4 separate regions of the Homo sapiens genome follow, and regions 2, 3 and 4 are each linked to region 1. A link is a contact called in ENCODE Hi-C or POLR2A ChIA-PET data. All regions are on one chromosome and are shown on one strand. Each heading gives the region's core, a stretch centred on a gene start or an enhancer-like site at or near the end of the contact. The rest is flanking DNA. Distances are from core to core; before and after follow the strand shown. Region 1 holds the start of INSR (insulin receptor). Region 2 holds the start of ZNF557 (zinc finger protein 557). Region 3 overlaps SAXO5 (stabilizer of axonemal microtubules 5). Region 4 overlaps INSR (insulin receptor).

Region 1 (6,239 bases), core at 3,032-5,531:
CGTGGCTCATGCCTGTGATCCCAGCACTTCGGGAGGCCAAGGCAGGCAGATCGCTTGAGGCCAGGAGTTTGAGACCAGCCTGGACAAAATAGCAAGACTTCAGCTCTACACATTAAAGTAAAAATTAGCCAGGCAGGGTGGCGTGTGCCTGTGGTCCCAGCTACTACGGAGGCTAAAATAGGAGGATGGCTTGCGTCCAGGAGGTCGAGGCTGCAGTGAGCCATCATTGCCCAACTGCACTCCAGCCTAAGCAACAGAGCAAGACCTCATCTCAAAAAATAATAGATAGCTAGAGAGATAGATACAAAAATCACACTGATTTTCCTCCACCCTTCATCCCAATCAAAATGCCATATTGGGCCCGGAGTGATGGCTCACACCTATAATCCCAGGTCTTTGGAAGGCCGAGGCAGGCAGATCACTTGAGGTCAGAAGTTTGAGACCAGCCTAACCAATATGGCGAAATCCCATCTCTACTAAAAATACAAAAATTAGCCAAGGGTGGTGATACACGACTGTAATCCCAGCTACTCAGGAGGCTGAGGCAGGAGATGCACTTGAACCTGAAAGGCGGAGGTCGCAAAGATCGTGTCACTGCACTCCAGCCCGGGTGACAGAGTGACACCCTGTCTCAAAAAAAAAAAAGAAAAAAAAAAAGGCCAGGTACGGTGGCTCACTCCTGTAATCCCAACACTTTGGGAGGCCGAGGCGGGTGGATCACAAGATCAGGAGGTCGAGACCATCCTGGCTAACACAGCAAAGCCCTGTCTCTACTAAAAATACAAAAAATAAGCCGGTGTTGTGGAACACGCCTGTAATCCCAGCTACTGGGGAGGCTGAGGCAGGAGAATCCCTTGAACCTGGGAGGTGGAGGTTGCAGTGAGCTGAGATCGTGCCACTGCACTCCAGCCTGGGTGACAGAGCAAGACTCCGTCTCAAAAAAAAAAAAGCCATATTGGTTGACATTAGAGATTAATGATCTGAAAAGTTCTTTGCCCCTCCCCAAGCCTTCAAGAGGCATCACAGCCCATTTATTTGACAGGATTTTGTTCACCATCACCCCAATCGTGGGGGGTACGGAGGCTCGGACTCAAAAGAACAAAGATTTGTTAAGAAACCATTGCTCTGCAGCCACACTAGCTAGATTGCAATCCCAGCCCTGCTGCCTGCTGGCCTCAAGCGAAGTTTTCTCACTTGTGAAAAGGGAAGATTAAACCGCACCTCGTGGGGTTTTGCCGTGAGGATTAACTGAGATTATATATGCAAAGCGCATAGAACAGCACCTGCTGAGAGCTTGCTCTTCTAATTCTTAGGAAGGTATTATGCAGAGAATAAGGAACTCCTTAAGATGATAAAGGAGCCCAGTACACCCAGGAACTCCACCACTTGTGCCCCACTGCAGAACAAATATTTACTGAACACCTACTATGTGCCAGGCATCGTTCTGGGCTCTAGAAATGCAACGGTGAACAACAACAAACCATAAACCCCTGCCCATATGGAAGCCATAAATGTGCAAAGAAATGGTAAATCCATTTACTGACCCTGAAAGCCCAGGCACAGATCCACAATTAATTACCAAAGCTACAAGGAACAGAAGAACAGGGAACCACACACACGCACACATAGAATCTGGCATAGTTCGAAACCACTCATCTTGGATTTTCTTTTTATTTATTTATTTATTTTTGAGACAGAGTCTCGCTCTGTCGCCCAGTGGCACGATCTTGGCTCACTGCAAGCTCCGCCTCCCGGGTTTACGCCATTCTCCTGCCTCAGCCTCCGGAATAGCTGGGACTACAGGCGCCCGCCACCACGCCCGGCTAATTTTTTCTATTTTTCAGTAGAGACAGGGTTTTACCGTGTTAGCCAGGATGGTCGTGATCTCCTGAACTGGTGATCCACCCGCCTCGGCCTCCCAAAGTGCTGGGATTACAAGCGTGAGCCACCACGCCCCGCCTTTTTTTTTATTTTTTTGAGACAAAGTCTCGCTCTTTGGCCAGGCTGGAGTGCAGTGGTGCCATCTGAGCTCACAGCAACCTCCTCCTCCCGGGTTCAAGCAATTGTCCCGCCTCAGCCTCCCAAGTAGCTGGGACTACAGGCGAACGCCACCAAACCCAGGTAATTTTTGTATTTTGAGCAGAGAAGGGAGTTTCACCATGTTGGCCAGGATGGTCTCCATCTCCTGACCTCGTGATCCGCCCGCCTCAGCCTCCCAAAATGCTGAGATTACAGGCTTGAGCCACCGCAGCTGGCCAGATTTTCTTAACAAGAACTCCAACTAACCGCCACCCTTCATTGAGCACCTACTGTCTCCCAGGCACCTGGGGGCGGGGCTGGGGGGGGGTGGGCCCGGGGCTTTTAGACATTATGTGATTGACAGAGTCGACTCAGCAAACCCGGTTGGTCCACTCTAGCACCTGATTTTACATGCACCCGTTTCCCCATCAATACATTTAAGAGCTTCAATTCCTTCCCTCCCTGACCCCTTCCTCATCACGACTGATTTCCTTTTATGGAGAAATCTGAAACAGTAACCCAACAGATATTTTTAAAGCAGGGCCTCAGACCCCACAGTGGGAAACCCAGGCTATATTCCTTAAATGATTGCGCCATCTTCATCTTACAACCCCAAAGGTGCCTATTGTCAAGCCCAAGGAAGATGCTGCCCACACGTGGGAGAGGGGCCCATGGGGTCAGGGGGAACGAAAGGCTCACTCAAGGTCAAAGGCTCCTTCATGAAGCGCAGGGCTGAGGGGAGAGGAGGGGTCAAGGAGACAGCAGACAAGGGACAGTAGTCCAGATTCTTGGGCAGAACGGGACACACAGAGGCTCAAGTCCTGGCTCTGGCACTGACTTTAGGGCAAGGGAGTTATGCGTCCTACATGAGCCTCAGTTTACTCCTCTGTGAAATGGGTGCATAACTGTATCTGCCTCCGGGGGCCACTGTGACAGTCCAGAGAGATAAGATAGACTAGGCTGTGGCGTGCGGTGATACCAATTACAATAAATAGGGTAAAAAACCGCCACTACTTCTGCTACAATTGCTGCTGTTGCTAAGGCTTTAGAATTTGCCTCCGGACATCTGGAAACAGAACCCAAAAGGGTAAACATGGACCTAGAGTCCGGGGTGGCCACGGGCCTAGATCCAAGGTAGTTGGGTAGAGGGGGGCTCTGCAGTCCCTGACCCCAGGCAGCGTCACCCACCGGTGAGGCACTCAGGGCGCTTGGCTCTACCTACACCATATGCGCTCGGGGGACTTGGCTGTTCGGGGCTGTCCAGACCCAGTGACCCCACTTCCCGGCCGCGACCCAAAGATGACGCGTGTCGTGTCTCCGGAGCGACTTGGGCTCGGAGGGGCCGGGGCACGGGTCGGAGGCGCGCTCCAGAGAGGAGCCCGCGGCGGGGCGGGCACCGGGGCAAGGTTCCTCGGGCTCAGGTCGGGCACGCAGGGCGCGGAGGCGCGAGCCCGGGCGGGCAAAGGCCAAGGTCAGAGGCTTCCCGCTCCCCCTACGCGATGCAGGAGCTACCGTCCTGGCCACCGCCCCCCGCCCCTGGGGAGGGTTCTCAGTCCACAAGCGGGGGCTCGATTTTGGCTTGGGTGGGGTCCTCTCCCCATCGCGGCGCTCCCCGCCCACGCCCGCGCCCCCAGACTCACCCTCTCCGGGGTACAGGTGGCCCGCGGCGCCCAGTAGCAGCGCGGCCACCGCCACCAGCAGCGGCGCGGCCGCCGCCCCCCGCCGGCCCCCGGTGGCCATGGCTGCGGGAGCGCGGGGTCTCCTCGGATCAGAGCGCGCGGCGCTGGCCCGCGGGGGTCATGCTCCGAGGCGGCCACCCAAGAGGCGCTGGGGGCCGCGCGTCCTTCTCTTCCACGCCCGCGACCCGCGGGCCGCAGCCCCCCTGCCGGGGAGGGCCCAGAGGCAGCCCCGGGAAGGGCGCGCGCGGCTTCGCCAGCTACAAATACTGAGCGGAGGCCCTTGCGGTGGTGGCCCCGACCCCCCGGCCGCTGCGGCCCGGGCCCCGTCCCAGGATCTCGGGGCCCGGAGCTCCGCGCTGCGCCCGGGACTGTCTCTCGGCTCTCGGCCCCGCGCGCTCTGGGTCGCGATCTGCGGGCTCCGGGACAGAGGGACGCGCGGACCGACGGACTAGCTGACTGGCGGGCGGGCACCTGGGCTGGCGGGTGGCGGGCGGGCGGCGGGAGAGAGGGCTGCTCGGGCCCGTAAACAACGCGGCCCGTCAGCTGGGCCCCGTGCGGGCCGCGGGAAAAGGCGGCGCGGATCTGGCCTAGGAAGGGACTCTGCGCCCGGGAGAGGCCCAGGAGAGGGAGGGAAAGCTTGCAGGGGAGGGAGGTGCCGCCCGGCCCCGCCCCGCCCCGCCCGCCTCCCCGCCTCCCTGTGCCGGGCCCCGCGCGGGAGGCCCTGGGCGCGCCGGGACCGAGGGCGCGCCCCAGATCCGCGCGCCCTACAGCCCCGAGTCTCCTCCAGTTTCAGACCCCCGGAGGCGCCCCACAGGCCCGACGCAGCGGCACAGATCCTTTCTCTACCATTTTGCTATTTTGTTCATAGTGGGCTTTGGAGGATTCCTGTTGATTTTTTAAAAAATACTGCATTAAAATGTTTATTTTGGTGACTCGAGGTGGTTTTGGTTTCTTTCTTTTTTTTTTTTTTTCACTCCCTTAAATTTTGCACCCCAGGCGAGTAGTGTCTCACTCGCCTTTCCTCAGTCCGGGCCTGGCCAGCGACACTCGTCCCAGAGCGCGTGGGCGCCCCCAGATGTCCCGCCCGCGAGTGCGCCCCGGCCCAGGGGCGAGACCCAAGCCAGGCCCCTGGGGACAGCCACGTGCCCGCGTGCCCAGTGCGCTCCCTGTGTTCAAGTTGGAGAAATGACACCTGGAAAAATGTGCAGACGCTTCTGAAAGGGCAAAGACGACGCCAAAGAAGACGCCGGAGACCTCGAATAGGGCGCAGGTGGACATCTCTGATTTTCAGCAGACCAGCCTGTATGTGTCTGAAGTCTAGCAACGACATTCACCAACAAGGCGGGACAGCGGTTCCACCTACCTTACTGCAGGAGAGGAAGGGGCTTTCAGTATAGGAAAGCCAGAACTCAATGGGAGGAGGGTTCCTCCACCCCTCACTCCTGTGTGGTCTTGGACCAGGGACTTTTCTGTCTCTGGGCCAGTTTCACTTGTGTAATGGGTTTAATAATACCTGCATGCCAGTTCTGGGGAGGTACCCGGGAAAGAAAACTTAAGAAAGCGCCCAGCACAACCCTAGACCCAAGGCATTCATTCTTCTTTCATTCAATAAACAGTTTGCTAGGAGCTGGACCCACTGTTCATGCAACAGGCCAAACCTATTCCTGCCTCTGGGCCTTTGCCCCAGCATTTCCCTTGCCCGTAACACTCCAGGATGGCTTCATCTCTGAAGTGCCATCCCTAACCATATTTTTGCAAATCCTCCCCCCAGTTCCGTTTCCTTCTCTCTCTCTCTCTCTCTGTTTTTTTTTTTTTTTTTTTTTTTTTTTTTTTTTTTTTTTTTTTAGATGGAGTTTTTCTCTGTTGCCCAGGCTGGAGTGCAATGGCCAGATCTCAGTTCACTGCAACATCACCTGCCTGGGTTCAAGTGATTCTCCTGCCTCAACCTCCCAAGTAACTTGGATTACAGGCATGCGCCAGCACACCCAGCTAATTTTCTGTATTTTTAGTAGAGACAGGATTTCACCATGTTGGCCTGGCCGGTCTCAAACTCCTGACCTCAGGTGATCCACCGGCCTTGGCCTCCCAAAGTGCTGGGATTACAGGCCTGAGCCACTGCGCCTGGCCCCTTCTCTCTCATTTTCATAGCATGTTTACCCCACTACCTGCAATTGTTTGTTTTTTTTTTTTCTTTTCTTTCTTTTTTTTTCCTTTTGACAGAATCTTGCTGTCACCCAGGCAGGAATGCAGTGGTGCAATCCTAGCTTACTGCAGCCTTGAACTCCTGGCCTCAAGCAATCCTCCTGCCTTGGCCTCCCAAGGTGCTAGGATTACAGGCATGCGCCACCATGATTGGCCTTGAAATTCTTATTCGTTTTCTGTGTCTTCTCCCCTTCCCGTGAAGGCGGAAATCTTTTCGGTCTTGTTTCACTGCTTAAACCCAGTGCCTGACAAATCTGTTGCTTAATAAATATTTGTTGAGTGGGAGAATCAACAAGCAATAAGTAATAGGGGATTTTTCAGTGAGCAAAATAAACATGA
Region 2 (6,239 bases), core at 2,047-4,546, 220 kb before region 1:
GTTTTGTAATTTTAGTAGAGACAGGGTTTCATCATGTTGGCCAGGCTGGTTTCGAGCTCCTGACCTCAAGTGATCCACCCACCTCTGCCTCCCAAAGTGCTGTGATTACAGGCATGAGCCACCACACCCGGGAAAGGGAGTTTTGAATTGTGTTTTACATACTCCATATTTGTGAGAATGAGCATATATTATTTTATTAATTTTAAAAATCTAATTAAAAACTTTTAAATAAAACAACATTAAGAACTATGAAATGTAGGGGCCAACCCCACAGGGTCAGTGGGTTTTTCTCCCTGTGTGTGGAGACAAGAGATTGTAGAAATAAAGACAAAGAGATAAAAGAAAAGACAGCTGGGACTGGGGGACCACTACCACCAAGATGCAGAGACTGGTAGAGGCCCTGAATGCCAGGCTGTGCTGATATTTATTGGATATAAGAAAAAGGAGCAGGGTAAGGAGTGTGAGCCATCTCCAATGATAGGTAAGGTCACGTGGGTCACGTGTCCACTGGACAGGGGGCCCTTCCCTGCCTGGCAGCCGAGGCAGAGAGAGAGAGGGAGAGAGAGAGACAGTTTACGCCATTATTTCTGCATATCGGAGACTTTTAGTACTTTCACTAATTTTGCCACTGCTATCTAGAAGGCAGAGCCAGGTGTACAGGATGGAACATGAAAGAGGACCAGGAGTGTGACCACTGAAGCACAGCATCACAGGGAGACCGTTAGGCCTCCAGATAACTGCAGGCGAGCCTGATTGATGTCAGGCCCTCCACAAGAGGTGGAGGAGTAGAGTCTTCTCTAAACTCCCCTGGGGAAAGGGAGACTCCCTTGCCCCGTCTGCTAAGTAGCGGGTGTTCTTCCTTGATACTGACACTACCGCTAGACCAAGGTCCGCTTGGCAACAGGCGTCTTCCCAGCCGCTGGCGTTACCGCTAGACCAAGGAGGCCTCTAGTGGCCCTGTCCGGGTATAACAGAAGGCTCGCACTCGTCTTCTGGTCACTTCTTACTATGTCCCCTCAGCTCCTATCTCTGTATGGCCTGGTTTTTCCTAGGTTATGATTGTAGAGTTAGGATTATTATAATATTGGAATAAAGAGTAATTGCTACAAACTAATGATTAATGCTATTCACATATAATCATATCTATGATCTGTATCTAGTATAACTATTCTTATTTTATATATTTTATTATACTGGAACAGCTCATGCCCTCGGTCTCTTGCCTCGGCACCTGGATGGCTTGTTGCCCACAATGAAATATGAAAAATTTAGCACACAGATCACCATATGTTTCCTCATCTATAAATAGTGATAGATAGTAACACCTTCCTTATAGGTCTCTGTGAAAATATTTAGGGATAATGTATGTAAAACTGTTTATTACCAGGCAGGTTGGAAAGTAATGTCCCATTCATTTGTCCACTAGGATGGCCATAGGGTTTTTGGTTTTTTTTCCTTTTAATTCTTGAATTCCAGAGTCTTCAAATACATTCCATTGTTGTAAAGTGAATCATATTCACATTTTTTCCCTAGAGTTTAGCGATTCCTTTTGCATACAAATTCAGGCTGTATGTGTTCACACATAGATCTCAAATAACATCTTAATTTTCACAACGAAAAGCTCCCTTCCTCACCCTGTAGCCTGGCTCCTAGAAGCAACTTTTTTTTTTTTCTGATAGTAATTACATATTTGTAAGTTAGGTATTTATACTGCTTTTTCATTTATCAGCTTTAAACTATATTGAATTACTTTCTTCTCCGAAACAATTAGCACATAACTCTTACGTACTGTAAAACTAATTTTCCTCACCAAACATAATCATTTAAGGAATCTGGATAAATCAAAATTCAATGTTTATCATTTTATGACATCAATATTTACCATTTGTAGCATCTAAACCTTAGCCAGACATGTAACAAGTAGTATGTCATTAATAATTTTTTCTCATTTTTTCTTTTGATCTCTTAAATTTTAAAATTTCCTTTTTTATTTCTTCCTATGAATCCAACACCTATTTTCTCCACCAGAAATGTAGTTCTCTTTTCAGTAGATCCAGATGTGCACTAGACAATTAATCAGCTTTGGCTTTCACTTGGAGACATCCCTCCCTAGTCCTCCCTCCCCTCGTCCCCCTCTGGATGGGAGAAATATGCATACATGATCCCATTTTTGAAAGAAATTAGGAAGCTCAAAATCACACAAAAAGGCTGGGTGTGGTGTGGCTCACACCTGTAATCTCAGCACTTTGGGAGGCCGAAGTGGGGTATGACTTGAGGCCATGAGTTCTAGACCATCCTGGGCAACACAGACCTCCTCTCTACAAACAAATACAAAAATAGTCAGGCTTGGTAGTGTGGGAGGCCCGGGTGGAAGGATGGCTTGAGCTCAGGAGGTCGAGGCTGCAGTGAGCTATGATTGCACCACTGCACTCCAGCCTGGGCCACAGAGTGAGACCCTGTCTCAAAACAAACAAACGAAAAGCCACACACACACACACACACACACACGCCCTAAATGTGTGGCTATATCATTTTAACAGGCGGTGAATGTGGAGAAATGACTGAAGAAAACTTTAAAGAGTTCATTTTGCATCCTGCTACCTGAACAGTTTTAAAATCCACAAAAAGCCCTACACCCAAAAACTGACCTCCACCAAGTCTTGTCCTCTCAGCCTACTAGCTCAACCCCATTCCATGCCCCACCACTGCCTTATCTTGTCCACATACTCGCCCACCAAACCTGGTATTAACCCACAGCAAGATCCGCCCATCAAACCTAATGCCCGCCCACAACCTCGCCCCGGAACTTAGTCTCTGTCCTGACAGCCCCGCCCCCATGCCTGGTACCGCCCACGGTCCCGCCCCAGAACTTCTCCCCACCCCCGGAGCTGATCTCCACCCACACTCAGCCCTGCCTCCAGGCCTGGTACCGCCCACAGCCCCGCTCCAGAGTTGGTCCCCGCCCCCGGAACTGGTCCCCGTCAACACTCAGGCCCGCCTCCAGGCCTGGTACCGCCCACAGCCCCGCTCAAGAGCTAGTTCCGCCCCCAACCCTGCCACAGACCCGCGCCAGGACGACCCTGCCTCCGCGGCTGTCCCTAGCCAGGGCCCAACCTGGTTCTATTAATAACTAAGCAAACTAGAACACCTCAGCCGGAGGCTGGGGTGCGCGGCTGCTGCACCTGCAGCCTGAACCCGGGGGTCCTGACACGCCGCATTTTGGGCTGGGACCAGCTGGAGCCGGAAGCGGAGGTGCAGTGTGGCTAGCCGGAGACCGGAAGCGGAAGCGCGCTTGTGTCTTGTGAGAAGAGCCGCGCTTGCAGCGTCTGGGAGAATCTTTCGGTCTCCGCGAGAGGTGCTTCATTCCGTGAGTCCGAGTCCAGAGAGGGGCCCCAGCCGCGGGCCTGCGTCCCTCCCGGGAGCCGGGTTTCCGCCCCTGAGGCCTCGGGCTGTGCGCTCAGTTAAGCCCGAAGCTGCTGTTTCCTCCGGTGTCCGGGCCCCGCGCCCCTGTCATCCTCACTCTGTCGTCCTCACCCTGTCGCCCTCACCCGGGGCGATTCTGCGCCCCAGGGGACTTTTGGCTATAGTTGGAGACGGTTTGGGATGTCACAAAATGGAGGGTAGGAGGGACTGTGCTACTACTGTAATCTAGAGGGTGGAGGCCAGGGATGCTAGCAGCTCAGCATCCTGCAGCGCGTAAAGCAGCCGCCGCCAGCAAAGACTCATCCAGCCCCAAATGTCATTAGTGCCCAGGTTGGGAAACCCTGCTGGAGGGCATTAAAATCTCTGCAGTCCTGAATACACTGTAGAAATTATTTAGAATTCAGCCGAGTCCACTTATAAGGCCTAAAGTGACGAATTTAAAGCATCTGGAGTCACCATACAATCTCCAGCCAAATGAGTTAAGCAAGTCAGATGAAAACAGCTTTAAGCTTCTTGTCCCATTTTAGGGACCAGATGGCTGGATAGGAATCTGGTGAATTCAGGCACAGCCAGTAGCCTGGGTTCTTATTCTTTAAATCAATTTTTTTTAAGTGAATGGGGTGGTCTTTCTATGCAACAACTGTATTAGTCTCAGTAAATACATTTTACTATACGTACATATTACTCCCTACAAAAGGCCTCATAAGCGATTTTTGTGCCCTTTTTATTTAGACGAAAAAAGTATAATTCAAGCTCAGATTTGTGTTGAAACCAGCCTCAAGTTTCACCTATCCTCACTGATCCGTGGACTTCTGTATGATCAGGTAGGTACCGTGTAGAACCTGCAAGTTGCAAGACTCCACTGTGTAGAAAACCTGTGAATGGATTTTTCCTGTGTTCAGGTTGTAAACACAAGGACTCACTAACAGTGAGGGTATTTTTTTTTTTTTTTTTGAGACAGAGTCTCACTCCGTTGCCCAGCCTGGAGTGCAGTGGTGCGATCTCAGCTCATTGCAACATCTGCCTCCCAGGTTCAAGCAGTTCTCCTGCCTCAGCCTCCCAAGTAGCTGGAATGACAAGGGTGCACCACCACGCCCAGCTAATTTTTGTATTTTTAGTAAAGATGGGGTGTTGCCATGTTGGCCAGGCTGGTCTCGAACTCCTGACTTCAGGTGATCCACCCACCTCGGCCTCCTAAAGTGCTGGGATTACAGGTGTGAGCCACGAGTGAGGGTATCTTAAAAATTATTTGTTTGATGCCTTATATTCAAGAGAAGGATACTAAGGGGTGTGTGATAATGTGTGTCAAAATAAGTCAGTAAATACAGCTATATGCAAATCAGTACACAAAACATGTAAACACTATTTAAAAGTTTTTTTTTCAACCTTCCAAGACATCTCAATTTTTCTTTTATTTTTTTCTTTTCCTAACAGGCCTGCCAGCCTGTAGACTTATGCTGTATAATAAGGTAGCTGCTGGTCCATGCGGTTGTTTTAATTTAAATGTAGACCAATTAAGATTCCATAAAATTTTAAATTCAGCTTCTCAGTCGCACTAACCACATTTCAAGTGCTTGACAGCGACATGTGGTTAATGCCCCTATTGAACAGCAAAGATTAAGATCATTTCCATCATCCCAGAAAGCCCTGCTGGGCGGCATTGTTCTAGTCTCTTCCCATCTGTCCATTGCAATGAAGCCAGAACGGCTATTGTAAAAGATAATTTGTGGCCAGGAGCAGTGGCTCAAGCCTGTCTGTAATCCCAGAACTTTGGGAGGCCGAGGTAGGTGGATCACCTGAGGTCAGGAGTTCAAGACCAGCCTGGCCAACAGGGTGAAACCCCGTCTGTACTAAAAATATATAAATTAGCTGGGTGTGGTGACTCTCTTGAGCCTGGGAGGCGGAGACTGCAGTGAGCCAAGATGGCACCGCTGCACTTCAGCCTGGGCAACAGAGCAAGACTGCATCTCAAAAAAAAAAAAAAAAAAAAAAAAAGCTGGGCATGGTGGCTCACGCCTGTAATCCCAGCACTTCGGGAGGCCAAGGCAGGCAGATCACGAGGTCAGGAGATCGAGACCATCCTGGCTAACGTGGTGAAACCCCGTCTGTACTAAAAATACAAAAAAAAAAAAAAAGATTACCCGGGCGTGGTGGCAGGCGCCTGTAGTCCCAGCTACTCGGGAGGCTGAGGCAAGGGAATGGCATAAACCCGGGAGGTGGAGCTTGCAGTGAGCCGAGATCATGCCAGTGCACTCCAGCCTGGGTGACAGAGCGAGACTCCGTCTCAAAAAAAAAAAAAAAAAAAAAAATACAGCCAGGCACAGTGGCTCACACCTGTAATCCCACCACTTTGGGAGGCTGAGGTGGGCAGATCGCCTGAGGTCAGGAGTTCGAGACCAGCCTGGCCAACATGGCAAAACACTGTCTCTACTAAAAATACAAAAATTAGCTGGGCATGGTGGTGGGCACCTATGATCCCAGCTACTCGGGAGGCTGAGGCAGACAGAATTGCTTGAACCCAGGAGGCGGAGGTTGCAGTGAGCCGAGATCTCACCATTGTACTCCAGCCTGGGTGACAGAGCAAGACTGTCTCAAAATAAATACATAAAGATAAATTTGCTTTAGTCACTCGCCTGCCTGAAAAGCCTTTGCTGGCTCTCCACTGCCTCTCATGTTCAAACTCCTCACCACTCTTTATAATACCTTTCAAAATACAACCTTTCCCGTGCACTCTGGCCCCTTATTTGTCCACATGCTCCAAACTGTGAACTTGGCTTCCTAAGCAGCTTGCTTTCCTGCCTCTGCACGTGCACTTT
Region 3 (4,827 bases), core at 2,015-4,514, 210 kb after region 1:
TAAAAGAGAGACGGAGAGAGAGATACTCAGTCCTGGAAAAAGATGCAATGCACTTAACCTATGTGTGGCTCAATATAGTCCTTGGTAGATATTATTGGGGTTTTTTTGTTTTATTGTGTGTGTGTGTTTTTGAGACAGAATCTCACTCTGTGGCCCAGGCTGGAGTGCAGTGGCACGATCTCGGCTCACTGCAACCTCCACCTCCCAAGTTCAAATTATTCTCCTGTCTCAGTCTCCTGAGTAGCTGGGACTACAGGCACATGCCAACACACCCGGCTAATTTTTATATTTTTGGTAGGGATGGGGTTTCACCGTATTGATCAGGCTGGTCTTGAACTCCTGACCTCAGGTGATCCACCTGCCTTGGCCTCTCAAAGTGCTGGGATTACAGGCATGAGCCACCACACCTGGCTGTATTTTTAAATTTATCATTATTTTTTAGAGATGAGGGTCTTACTATGTTGCCCAAGCTGGTCTCCAGCTCAAGATGGGCTCAAGCCCATCTTTGCACTTCAGCCACCTGAATAGCTGGGATTACAGGCATGGGCCATTGCACCTGGCTTTTAGTATAATTTATTTTATTTTTATTTTTATCTTTTGGTGTTTGCCAGACAGCTCTCAGTCTACACTGTTCAGAATGGCCCAGCTCCCCTTCCCAGGCAAGAAATAGAATTCCTTCCAGAGGGCTTGAGATGGCAGGGAATCTCAATCTCTCTCTCTCTCCCCCCATCCCCCTTGCCTATCCTAAGGGGGCCCCAACACCCTCAAGTGGGACTACACGAGACAAGATGGGACTTCCTACCAAAGACAGTTCCAGGCCCTGCCAGGCCCACCTGCCTTGAGGTGTAAGAGGGTAAATTGAGGCTGTGTTGGGGCTGCAGGCGGGGGCAGAATTGGGGGCTGGGTGGTTTGGGCCTTCCTATCCCTGTCTGCCCACAGGCCTCCTCCGGAGTGGAGCTGGGAGACTGCAAGATCAGCTATGGATCAACGTGTTCGGAGCAGAAACAGGCCTACAGGCCCCAGGATCTGCCTGAAGATAGGTATAAAGGGGCCACTGCGGGCACGGTGGCTCATGCCTGTAATCCCAGCACTTTGGGAGGCTGAGGCAGACAGATCATGAGGTCAGGAGCTCGAGACCAGCCTGGCCAATATGGTGAAACCCTGTCTCTACTAAAAATACAACAATTAGCCGGGTGTGGTGGTGGGCGCCTGTAATCCCAGTTACTCCGGAGGCTGAGGCAGGAGAATCGCCTGAACCCGGGAGGCGGAGGCTGCAGTGAGCCAAGATTGCACCACTGCACTCCAGCCTGTTCGACAGAGCAAGACTCCATCTCAAAAAAAAAAAAAAAGTGGGGGACGAGGGGGCACTGCCTTCCCACCCAGATGGGACAACTGGCTTTCAGTAGCATGTGGTATTTGCCCCTTAGGGCTTTAGGGCCCATACTCTGCCTCTGAGGTCTCTGTCACTGGTAGCCAAGGTGCACTATTGTGCCAGATCTCTCATTATCAGAGCCCCACAGCTTGGTCATTAGGAAACCCTGCTCCCCTCCCTCTTTCTGGGGGTTGCAAGGCCCCAGATGGATCCACTTTAGCTTCTTCTTCTTCTTTTTTTTTTTCTTTTTTTTTTTTTGAGACGTAGTCTCGCTCTGTTGCCCAGGCTTGAGTGCAGTGGCACAATCTCAGCTCACTGCAACCTCCGCCTCCCGGGTTCAAGCAATTCTCCTGCCTCAGCCTACCGAGTAGCTGGAATTACAGGCATGTGCCACCATGCCCGGCTAATTTTGTATTTTTAGTAGAGATGGGGTTTCACCATTTTTGCCAATCTGTTCTCAAAAGCCTGACCTCAGGTGATCCACCCACCTCAGCCTCCCAAAGTGCTGAGATTACAGGGGTGGGCCACCATGCCCAGCCCACTTTACCTTATTCTTGATGGAATAATACACTACGTACAGGTATGACAAGGCCCAGGCCACAGCCCACATCCACTGTGTAAATATCCGTCCTGGTGACGGCCTCTTCCGCGACAGGACCACCAAGGCCGAGCACTTCTATGCCAGGGAGCCAGGTGAGAGCCTGAGGCCCGCCCCGTCCCGCCTCCCACCGCAGCCTCCCAGGGCAGCTCTGCACCTGTTCCGCTTCTGGCAGAGCCTTTTGTTCTTCACCACGATCAGACTCCGGAGTCGCACATCCTGAAAGGAAATTGGTGCCCCGGCCCCGGCAGTCTGGACACCTTCATGCAGTACTTCTACGGCCAGGTGAGCAGGAAGAGCGAAAAGGCGGCAGGGAAAAGGGCTTCCCAGACAGAGCAAATAGCAGGTGCAGAAGTCCCAAAGTGGGAGTGAGCTTGATATGTATGCAGGAATCTCCTGGATGTACTTGAGTGATCTAGGGCGAGTCACTTAACCACTCCGATCCTCCTCCGTGGCTCCTTCTGTAAAATGAGATAAGAGTACCAACTCCCAGTGCTACCAGGTGGGGCCCAGAAGGGGTGAGGGAGCTGTCCAAGGTCACACAGAGCCCACCTCCTCCCTCCCCCCCGGGCCCGGGGACCTCTCGGACGCCGGAGCTTTCAAATGCCATGTGGTCCTACAGCCGCCACCCCCGACCCAGCCACCCAGCCGCCACGTGCCTCATGAGAAATTGCAGAGTCATGTGACCCTAGGGGAGCCAAAGCTACTCAAACGCTTCTTCAAGACCACCATGGGCTCGGACTACTGCCCTTCAGAGTGGAGACAGGTGCAGAAAGCGCCCAACCTCCACTTGCAGCAAAGCTACCTGCCGCGGGGCACGGGCGGTGAGCGCTCCCGGGAAGCCCCGCCCCATGGAGCCCCGCCCCGGGAAGCCCCACCCCCGAAAGCCCCGCCCCCATGGAGCCCCTCCCCATGGAGCCCCGCCCCCACGGAGCCCCGTCCCGGGAAGCCCAGCCCTGGAAGCCTCGCCCTTGCCACTGCTCTGGCCCCGCCCCTAACCAGCCCTCCCCTCCCCCGGCTTCATCCCCTGAAAGGCTAAATCCCACCCCCAATTGACCAGAACCCCAACTCTGCTCCTGGATAATCCCGCCCCTTCATGGCCATGCCTCTCCCCTTCATAACTCCATCCTTCTGGACACGGCCCTGCCCCTTCTCCATCCTCTCTTATCCAGTCTTAACTCCTCTTCCATTGTCAGACTCTGGCTCCGCCCCTGACCCGCTAGCCTGCCCTGCCTGGCCCTGCCCACAGACTCATCTGGCCCGGCCCCGCCCCTGACCTTCTTAGCCCTATGCCCTAGCTCTGGGTTCCTCCCCTAGCTCCTCCGTCCTCCTCCAGCTCCTCCCTCTTCCCAAGCTCCTCCCCCTTTCTCTGGCTCCTTCCTTTGTCCCAGCTCCTCCCTCTTTCCCAGTTCCTCCCTCTTCCCCAGCTCCTCTCTCCTCCCCTGGCTCCTTCCTCCTCCCCCACCTCCTCCCTCTTCCCCAGCGCCTACCTCTTTCCCAGCTCCTCCCTCTTTCCCAGCTCCTCCCCCTTCCTCTGGCTTCTCCCTCCTTCTTTGGCTCCTCCCTCCCCCCTCTCCTAATCCATTTTTCTCCCCTGGTCAACTTCAGCGCTGGCCTGGGCTTGGCTCTTGAACCCTTCCCTTGAACTTCACCACACCCTCAGCCCCGCCTCGGCCCACAGCCCTCACTCAGCCTCCCCAACCTGAATCTCCAGAATTCGATTTTTTAACCATGAACCAGAAGATGCTGAAGCCACACAGAACACCTCCGGCCCCGGTGACTGAAGAGATGCTACAGCGGGTAAGGGAGGCGGAGGGGAGCCACCCATCATTAGGCAACCCCCACATTGGTGTAGAGTTATCTCAGGACGACTATGCTGTCACCCTGTCTCAGAGTTAGTGATCACCCAGGCTCGGGGGCATCTTAATATCCCTTCAGCCTGAAGATCATCCCTAGCTTGGCCGGGTGCAGTGGTTCACGCTTGTAATCCCAGCGCTTTGGGAGGCCGAAGCAGGCGGATCACCTGAAGTCAGGAGTTCGAGACCAGCCTGGCCAACATGGTGAAACCCCGTCTCTACTAAAAATACAAAAATTAGTCAGGCATGGTGGCGCATGCCTGTAATCCCAGCTACTAGGGAGGCTGAGACAGAATTGCTTGAACCAGGGAGGCAGAGGTTTCAGTGAGCCAAGATCGCACCATTGCACTCTGGGCTGGGCAACAGAGCAAGACTCTGCCTCAAAAAAAGGAAAAAAAAAAATAGAGGTCATCTCTAGCTCACCCCCCAGGGTCATGTCAAGGTCAGCTCAGGGGCATCTTTGCACCACCACCACTGTTATACCCAAGACGAGGGTTAATTCAGAGCCACCCAGGATCACCCCAGCCCTGGAGTCCTTCCAGGGACACCCCTGGTTTCTCTCCATCTTCTTATCCAGCTCCTCATTCAGCCCAGCCTGGGGCCCTTTTTGCCCACCTCTCCCCAGAGTTCAACCTCCCCAGCCTTTGATGCTCTGGCTCTGTCCCTAGGCGGCCCCACCTTACCCCAGGCTTCACCTTCTGAAGGGCTAAATCCCACCCCAAATTGACCAGAACCCCAACTCCGCCCCTGGACAATCCCGCCCCTTCGTGGCCAAGCCCCGCCCCTGCATAACTCCACCCTTCTGGCCATAGCCTCGCCCCTTTCCCTATCCTCTCTTACCCAGTCTTAACCATCCTCCTTGGTCAGACACTGGCTCCGCCCCGACCAGCTAGCCTGCCCTGCCTGGCCCCGCCCCCTGACTCATCAGGCCTGGAGATCCTGGGGTGGACAGGGTGGATCGGCCACCTCCCAGGCTGCCCTGCCAGGCTGTCCACCCTGTC
Region 4 (6,239 bases), core at 2,002-4,501, 130 kb before region 1:
GACTTGATCAGTGAATGGTTCTCACCCAGGGGGTGATTTTGTCTCCTACTAGGGACATTGGGCAACATCTGGAGATATTTTTAGGTGTCAGGACCTGGCTGGGGCGTCCTCCTGGAGCATGGAATGGGTGAAGACCAGAGATGCTGCTGAGCACCCTGAAGTGCTCGGGACAGTCCCACCCCAGAGAATGATCCAACGCCAGACAGAAAAAACACCAAGACAGAGAAACCCTGACCTAAAGGCATGAGAGGAGATAGAGGAAGGAACTTTTCAAACATGCATAGAAAAGGGAATTTAAAAATTAATAAATGAAGAAGAACACCAGTAGCTTATAAAGGTAGCAGTCCTAAAAATACAAAATACAATACTATTTCTCTCTTTTTTTTTTTTTTTTTTTTTTTTGAGATGGGGTCTTGCTCTGTCGCCCAGGCTGCAGTGCAGTGGCGCAATCTTGGCTCACTGCAACCTCTGCCTCCTGGGTTCAAGCGATTCTCCTGTCTCAGCTCCACTCCCCGTAACTGGGATTACAGGCATGCACCATCACACCTGGCTAATTTTTTGTTTGTTTGTTTGTTTTTTGTTTTTGTTTTTTTGGGATGGAGTCTCGCTCTTGTTGCCCAGGCCGGACTGCAGTGGCGCTATCTCGGCTCACTGCAAGCTCTGCCTCCCGGGTTCACGCCATTCTCCTGCCTCAGCCTCCCAAGTAGCTGGGACTACAGGCGTGCACCACCATGCCCGGCTAATTTTGTATTTTTAGTAGAGACGGGGTTTGGCCATGTTGGCCAGGCTGGTCTGAACTCCTGACCTCAGGTGGTCCACCCGCCTCAGCCTCCCAAAGTGCTGGGATTATAGGCTTGAGCCACTGCGCCTGGCATTTTTTTTGTATTTTTATTAGAGACGGGGTTTTGCCATGTTGGCCAGGCTGGTCTTGATCTCCCGACCTCAGGTGATCCACCCGCCTTGGCCTCCCAAAGTGCTGGGATTACAGGCGTGAGCCACTGCGCCCAGCCGATTTTTGTATTTTTTTTTTTTTTTTTTGGTAGAGACAGAGTTTTGCTGTGTTGGCCAGGCTGATCTCAAACTCCTGAGCTCGAACGATCTGCCCGCCTTGGCCTCCCAAAGTGCTGGGATTACAGGCATGAGCCATCGCACCCAGCCTACAATACTTAAGTACCGCAGCTGGTCATGTCTTAAGCCCCGAAGTCAAATCCCAGGGTTCTTGTGACCCACGGTGCAAGCACAGTTATGCCTCTGGTACAGCCACTGAGATGGACGGACACAGCTCTTTACAAGCAAAATCTGCAACAGTCCCTGGAGAGCCACCTCCCCTGCTGCCACTCTGCTTGGTGCCTGGTGACTGCTGAGCAAAGGAAATTCCATTTTCTCTCCTCCCCTTAATGCCTCGAGGATAGACAATAAGCTCTAAATCGTGTATCAAGTACCTTCCTGTGAATGGTGAGTATCCACTCGGAAACCCAAGTATTTACACAGCTTTAAAAGCCTATGAGAGACTGGAAAATACTTCTTAAGTTTATAAATAGACATAGAATACCCTGCCTGGGTTAACTCTGATGGGAGCTAGTTACAGCATTACAGATGGAAAAAAAAATGTAGAACTGCCTGAATAAGGGAAGCTCCTGGTATTATTATTATTATTATTATTATTATTATTATTATTATTATTATTTGGAGAGGAAGGGATATTTGTTCAGGCACAGGTATCATTCCTGATACCTGCTACCTCTTCCTAGAATCCACTGCATGAAACATGGTACACTGTGGTTTTCCTGAGATTAGAAAAATGAAGCATAATGGGCCAGGCGCGGTGACTCACGCCTGTAATCCCAGCACGTTGGGAGGCCAAGGTGGGCAGATCACGAGGTCAGGAGATCGAGACCATCCTGGCTAACATGGTGAAACCCCGTCTCTACTAAAAAATACAAAAAATTAGCCGGGCGTGGTGGCGGGCGCCTGTAGTCCCAGCTACTCGGGAGGCTGACGCAGGAGAATGGCGTGAACCCGGGAGGCGGAGCTTGCAGTGAGCCGAGATCACGCCACTGAACTCCAGCCTGGGTGACAGAGCGAGACTCCGTCTCAAAAAAATAAAAAGAAAAGAAAAGAAAAATGAGCATAATGAAGTCTCTAGAATCAGATTCACAGAGACAGAAAGGAGGATGGTGGGTGCTGGGGCTGGGGGAAGGAGAAGGGGAGTGAGTGTTTCATGGGGACAGAGTTTCAGTTTGAGAAGATGAGAAAGTTCTGGAGATGATGGTGGTAATGGCCGCACAACCACGGCAATGCACTTAATGCAGCTCAACTGTGCTCTTAAACATGGTTATAATAATAAATTGTATGTGATGTATATTTTACCGTGGTAACAACATATACACTAGTGATATTAACAGGAAGGGTTTGTAAGCTTATTTATTTGTGTGTGTGTGTGTTTGAAATTGTGGAAAAATAAGCATCACATAAAATATACCAATTTACCATCTCAATTTTTGTTTTGTTTTGTTTTTGGTGGAGTCTTGCTCTGTTGCCAGGCTGGAGTGCAATGGCGTGATCTCGGCTCACTGCAACCTCTGCCTCCCAGATTCAAGCGATTCTCCTGCCTCAGCCTCCTGAGTAGCTGGGATTACAGGCACCCACCACCACACCCAACTAATTTTTGTATTTTTAGTAGAGACGGGGTTTCACCATGTTGCCCAGGCTGGTCTCGAACTCCTGGCCTCAAAGTGATCCACCCCACCTCGGCCTCCCAGTGTGCTGGGATTACAGGCGTGAGCCACTGTGCCCGGTAAATCTCAACCATTTTAAGTGTGCAGTTCTGTGGTATTAAGTGCATTCACAATGTTGTGCAATCATCACCACCATCATCTCCGGAACTTTCTCATCTTCCCAAACTGAAACTCTGTCCTCAACCCGTCCCCTCCGCAGTCCCTGGCACTCCCCATTCTACTTTCTGTCTCTATGAATCTGAGGACTCTAGGGACCTCCTAGGAGTGAAATCACACAGAATTTGTCCTTAGTGAGTTTCCTTTTAATGATATTAACTTTGTGACAATTACAAATAAAACCATGTTTAAATGGTCCCTTGGTAATTACAGATTTAGACTTTCGGAATTAAAAAAAAAAAAAAGGAAGCTTCGAGTGACATTACTGGTGGCAGCTCTCACGGGTGGTTCTGGTTACTTGAATGCAGGGCCAACAGCTTACAGCGGAGCTGATGACTGGACTCGCCCTGGAGTTATATAAAGCATCAGAGCAGATAAATCACGTTTGCAACCCTCGGCTCAGGCGGGGATGATGTCACACACATACATATAGCATATGAGCTTAGAGCTGGGACAGCTCCCAGAGATCATCTGTCCTCCCGCCCCTTCTCCCAAAAAGGAGGCAGACGGTGACTTGCTTGGGAACTTAGCCAAAGCCCTTCAGCAGGTCAGGGCCAGAGCCAAGAGCAAATGTTGAGCTCCTGGCCTCAGCCACACCTCGCCAGTGGCCCCCTGGCCTTCTCCTCCAGGGTCATGGACCGAGGATATCACTAACAGAAAATATCTCAAGAAAAATACATCAAGATGCACAAGGAAACCAAAACTAAAGAAGGAAATGGGCCCAGCGCAGTGGCTCAGGTCTGTAATACCAGCACTTTGGGAGGCTGAGGCAGGAGGATCGCTTGTGGTCAGGAGTTCGAGACCACCCTGGGCAACATATCAAGATCCCCACCTCTAAAAAATTATTATTATTTTTATTATTATTATTTTTCTTAGATGGAGTTTTGCTTTTGTTACCCAGGCTGGAGTGCAATGGTGCAAGCTCGGCTCATTGCAACCTCCACCTCCCGGGTTCAAGCGATTCTTCTGCCTCAGCCTCCTGAGTAGCTGGGATTACAGGCCCACGCCTGGCTAATTTTTGTATTTTGAGTAGAGACGGGGTTTTGCCATATTGGCCAGGGTGGTCTCAAACTCCTGACCCCTGGTGATCCACCCGCCTCGGCCTCCCAAAGTGCTGGGATTACAGGCATGAGCCACTGTGCCCGGCCTAAAAAATTATTTTAAATAATTAGCCAGGTATAGTGTCTCAGGCCTGTAGTCCTGTGTAGTCCAGCTACTCAGGAGGCTGAGGCGGGAAGATCGTTTGAGCCCAGGAGTTCAAGCCTGCAGTGAGCTATGATTGTGCCACTGCACTCCAGCCTGGACAACAGAGTGAGACCCCATCTTAAAAAAGAAGAAGAAAAAGAAAAAGAAAAAAGTGACAGATGCTTCTCCAGTTTGGTGGGTTCTAAAAAAACCCAATGTTAAAATAATTTTAGGCTGGGCGCGGTGGCTCACGCCTGTAATCCCAGCACTTTGGGAGGCTGAGACGGGTGGATCATTTGAGGTCAGGAATTCAAGACCACCCTGGCCAACATGGTGAAACCCCGTCTCTACTAAAAATACAAAAATTAGCCGGTGTAGTGGCAGCACCTGTAATCCCAGCTATTCAGGAGGCTAAGGCACAAGAATCGCTTGAACCCAGCAGGCGGAGGTTGCAGTGAGCCAAGATCAAGCCACTGCACTCCAGCCTGGGTGACGGAGTGAGACTCCGTGTCAAAAAAAAAAAAAAAGAAAATAATAATAATAATAATTTTAAACTAATGTATACACACTAGTTTGAGACTTTAAATATTATTCCATTTTCCTTCAGATGGATGGAGGTCTATTAAGTAAACAAGATTAAGAAAAATTTGTCATTAAGTTTTATAATAAAATTATTTATATAATTATTTATAAATTTTATTTATAATTTTTATACAATAAAATGATTGCACAACATTGTGAATGCACTTAATGCCTTTTTTTTTTAATTTTGTATAATTTTTTTTATATATATAGAGACAGGGTCTCGCTCTGTCACCCAGGCTGGAGTGCACTGGAATAATCATAGCTCACTGCAGACTTGAACTCCTGGGCTCAAGAGATCCTCCCGCCTGGGCCTCCCAAGTAACTGGGACTACAGGTGTACACCACCATTTTTTTAAATTTTTTTAGAGATGGGATCTTGCTATGTTGCCCAGGCTGGTCTCAAACTCCCGGCCTCCAGTGATCCTCCCACCTTGGCCTCCCAATGTGCTGGGATTACAGGCATGAGCGCCAAGCCTGGCAGACATTTTTAATTGAAAGTATGGGGTGGGGGATATGAGATAACCAATTCTTGCTGCCTTCGATCCTTACAACTAAAGGATCTCAGTGGGGCCAAAATCCTTCCCTGACTTTGTCAATAACCATTAGTTGTGTTTCTAGCTTTGCACAGAAGTCTTGCGTGGGTTAACACAGCTGCATCCCCATCAGTGTGAGGAGGGATGAAGAGAACAAGGAAGGCAGGGAGGGAGAAAGAAGGAGAGACAAGAGGAGAAAATCCCAGAGGGAAATGGTGCCAAGACATGGGAAAAATCTGGTTTTGACACAAGTCTTCAGTGCGTGCTTGTGTTACGATGTTTAAAAATGTGTATGTATGAGCCGGTCATAGTGGCTCACGCCTGTAATCCCAGCGCTTTGGGAGGCTGAGGGGGGTGAATTGCTTGAAGCCAGGAGTTTGAGACCAGCCTGGGCAATATAAGGAGACTCCATCTCTACAAAAAGAAGTTTAAAAATTAGCCAGGGCCAGGCGTGGTGGCTCATGCCTGTAATCACAGCACTTTGGGAGGCCGAGGCGGGTGGATCATTTGAGGTCAGGAGTTCAAGACCAGCCTGGCCAACATGGTGAAACCCCATCTCTACTAAAAATACAAAAATTAGCCGGGTGTGGTGGCAGGCGCCTGTAGTCCCAGCTACTCAGGAGCCTGAGGCAGGAGAATCGCTTGCGCCTGGGAGGCAGAAGTTGCAATGAGCCGAGATCATGCCACTGCACTCCAGCCTGGGTGACAGAGTGAGACCCTGTCTCAAAAAAAAAAAAAAAAAAAAAAATTACCTGGGCATGCTGGTGCACACCTGCAGACAATTGTGGTGTTCCAGCAACTCATGAGGCTGAGGCAAGAGGATTGCTTGAGCCTGGGAGGTGGAGGTTGCAGTGAGCAGAGATCATGCCACTGCACTCCAGCCTGGGCAACAGAGTAAGACCCTGTCTCAAAAAAAAAAAAAAAATAGGCCGGGTGTGGTGGCTCATGCCTGTAATCCCAGCACTTTGGGAGGCCAAGGTGGGTGGATCACCTGAGGTCACCTGAGGTCGGGAGTTTGAGACCAGGCTGACCAACATGGAGA

What was found. Hi-C counts contacts between places; a loop is a spot of excess contacts on that map. ChIA-PET counts read pairs that join two places held with the same protein, here RNA polymerase II (POLR2A). Pooled maps may share reads with other maps.
Region 2: a pooled map shows a loop between it and region 1 (7-fold over the local background). The contact joins the promoter of ZNF557 here to the promoter of INSR in region 1. A Hi-C loop is called at or near these places in 1 of 37 single-sample maps with no recorded cell type and 8 of 50 pooled maps. POLR2A ChIA-PET finds 5 or more read pairs at or near these places in 2 of 52 experiments (GM10248 and naive thymus-derived CD8-positive, alpha-beta T cell).
Region 3: a loop to region 1 is called in a pooled map, with 2.6 times the contacts of the local background. The contact joins the enhancer-like site here to the promoter of INSR in region 1. A Hi-C loop is called at or near these places in 3 of 50 pooled maps. POLR2A ChIA-PET finds 5 or more read pairs at or near these places in 7 of 52 experiments (A673, Panc1, RWPE1 and 4 more).
Region 4: a map of heart right ventricle shows a loop between it and region 1 (7-fold over the local background). The contact joins the enhancer-like site here to the promoter of INSR in region 1. A Hi-C loop is called at or near these places in 47 of 168 maps with a recorded cell type or tissue (CD14-positive monocyte, Caco-2, GM12878 and 25 more), 33 of 37 single-sample maps with no recorded cell type and 38 of 50 pooled maps. POLR2A ChIA-PET finds 5 or more read pairs at or near these places in 11 of 52 experiments (A549, GM10248, GM12878 and 6 more).

What each region holds. Positions count from the first base shown.
Region 1 is chr19:7,290,133-7,296,371 of GRCh38, forward strand. INSR (insulin receptor) reads right to left here and starts at 4,282. Exons shown (of 22, transcript NM_000208.4): 1 at 3,660-4,282. The coding sequence starts at 3,759. RefSeq lists an enhancer at 2,724-3,482 and silencers at 3,464-3,523, 3,574-3,713, 3,854-4,133, 4,154-4,543, 4,684-4,863.
Region 2 is chr19:7,066,407-7,072,645 of GRCh38, forward strand. ZNF557 (zinc finger protein 557) reads left to right here and starts at 3,297. Exons shown (of 8, transcript NM_024341.3): 1 at 3,297-3,367; 2 at 4,156-4,247.
Region 3 is chr19:7,503,372-7,508,198 of GRCh38, forward strand. SAXO5 (stabilizer of axonemal microtubules 5) reads left to right here. Exons shown (of 9, transcript NM_198534.3): 3 at 750-853; 4 at 940-1,040; 5 at 1,953-2,065; 6 at 2,146-2,255; 7 at 2,593-2,794; 8 at 3,685-3,770. Among named protein-coding and RNA genes, the nearest start is that of SAXO5, 8.2 kb to the left of the region's middle. RefSeq lists a silencer at 3,180-3,259 and an enhancer at 4,572-4,827. Within about 2 kb of position 3,265, at least 5 of the 41 ENCODE cell types and tissues checked have a DNase peak (open chromatin) inside an H3K27ac peak, as active enhancers do.
Region 4 is chr19:7,156,405-7,162,643 of GRCh38, forward strand. The region is part of intron 9 of INSR (insulin receptor); the gene reads right to left. Among named protein-coding and RNA genes, the nearest start is that of ZNF557, 90 kb to the left of the region's middle. Within about 2 kb of position 3,252, at least 18 of the 41 ENCODE cell types and tissues checked have a DNase peak (open chromatin) inside an H3K27ac peak, as active enhancers do; they include CD14-positive monocyte, ascending aorta, dorsolateral prefrontal cortex and 5 more, where a contact is called at or near this core.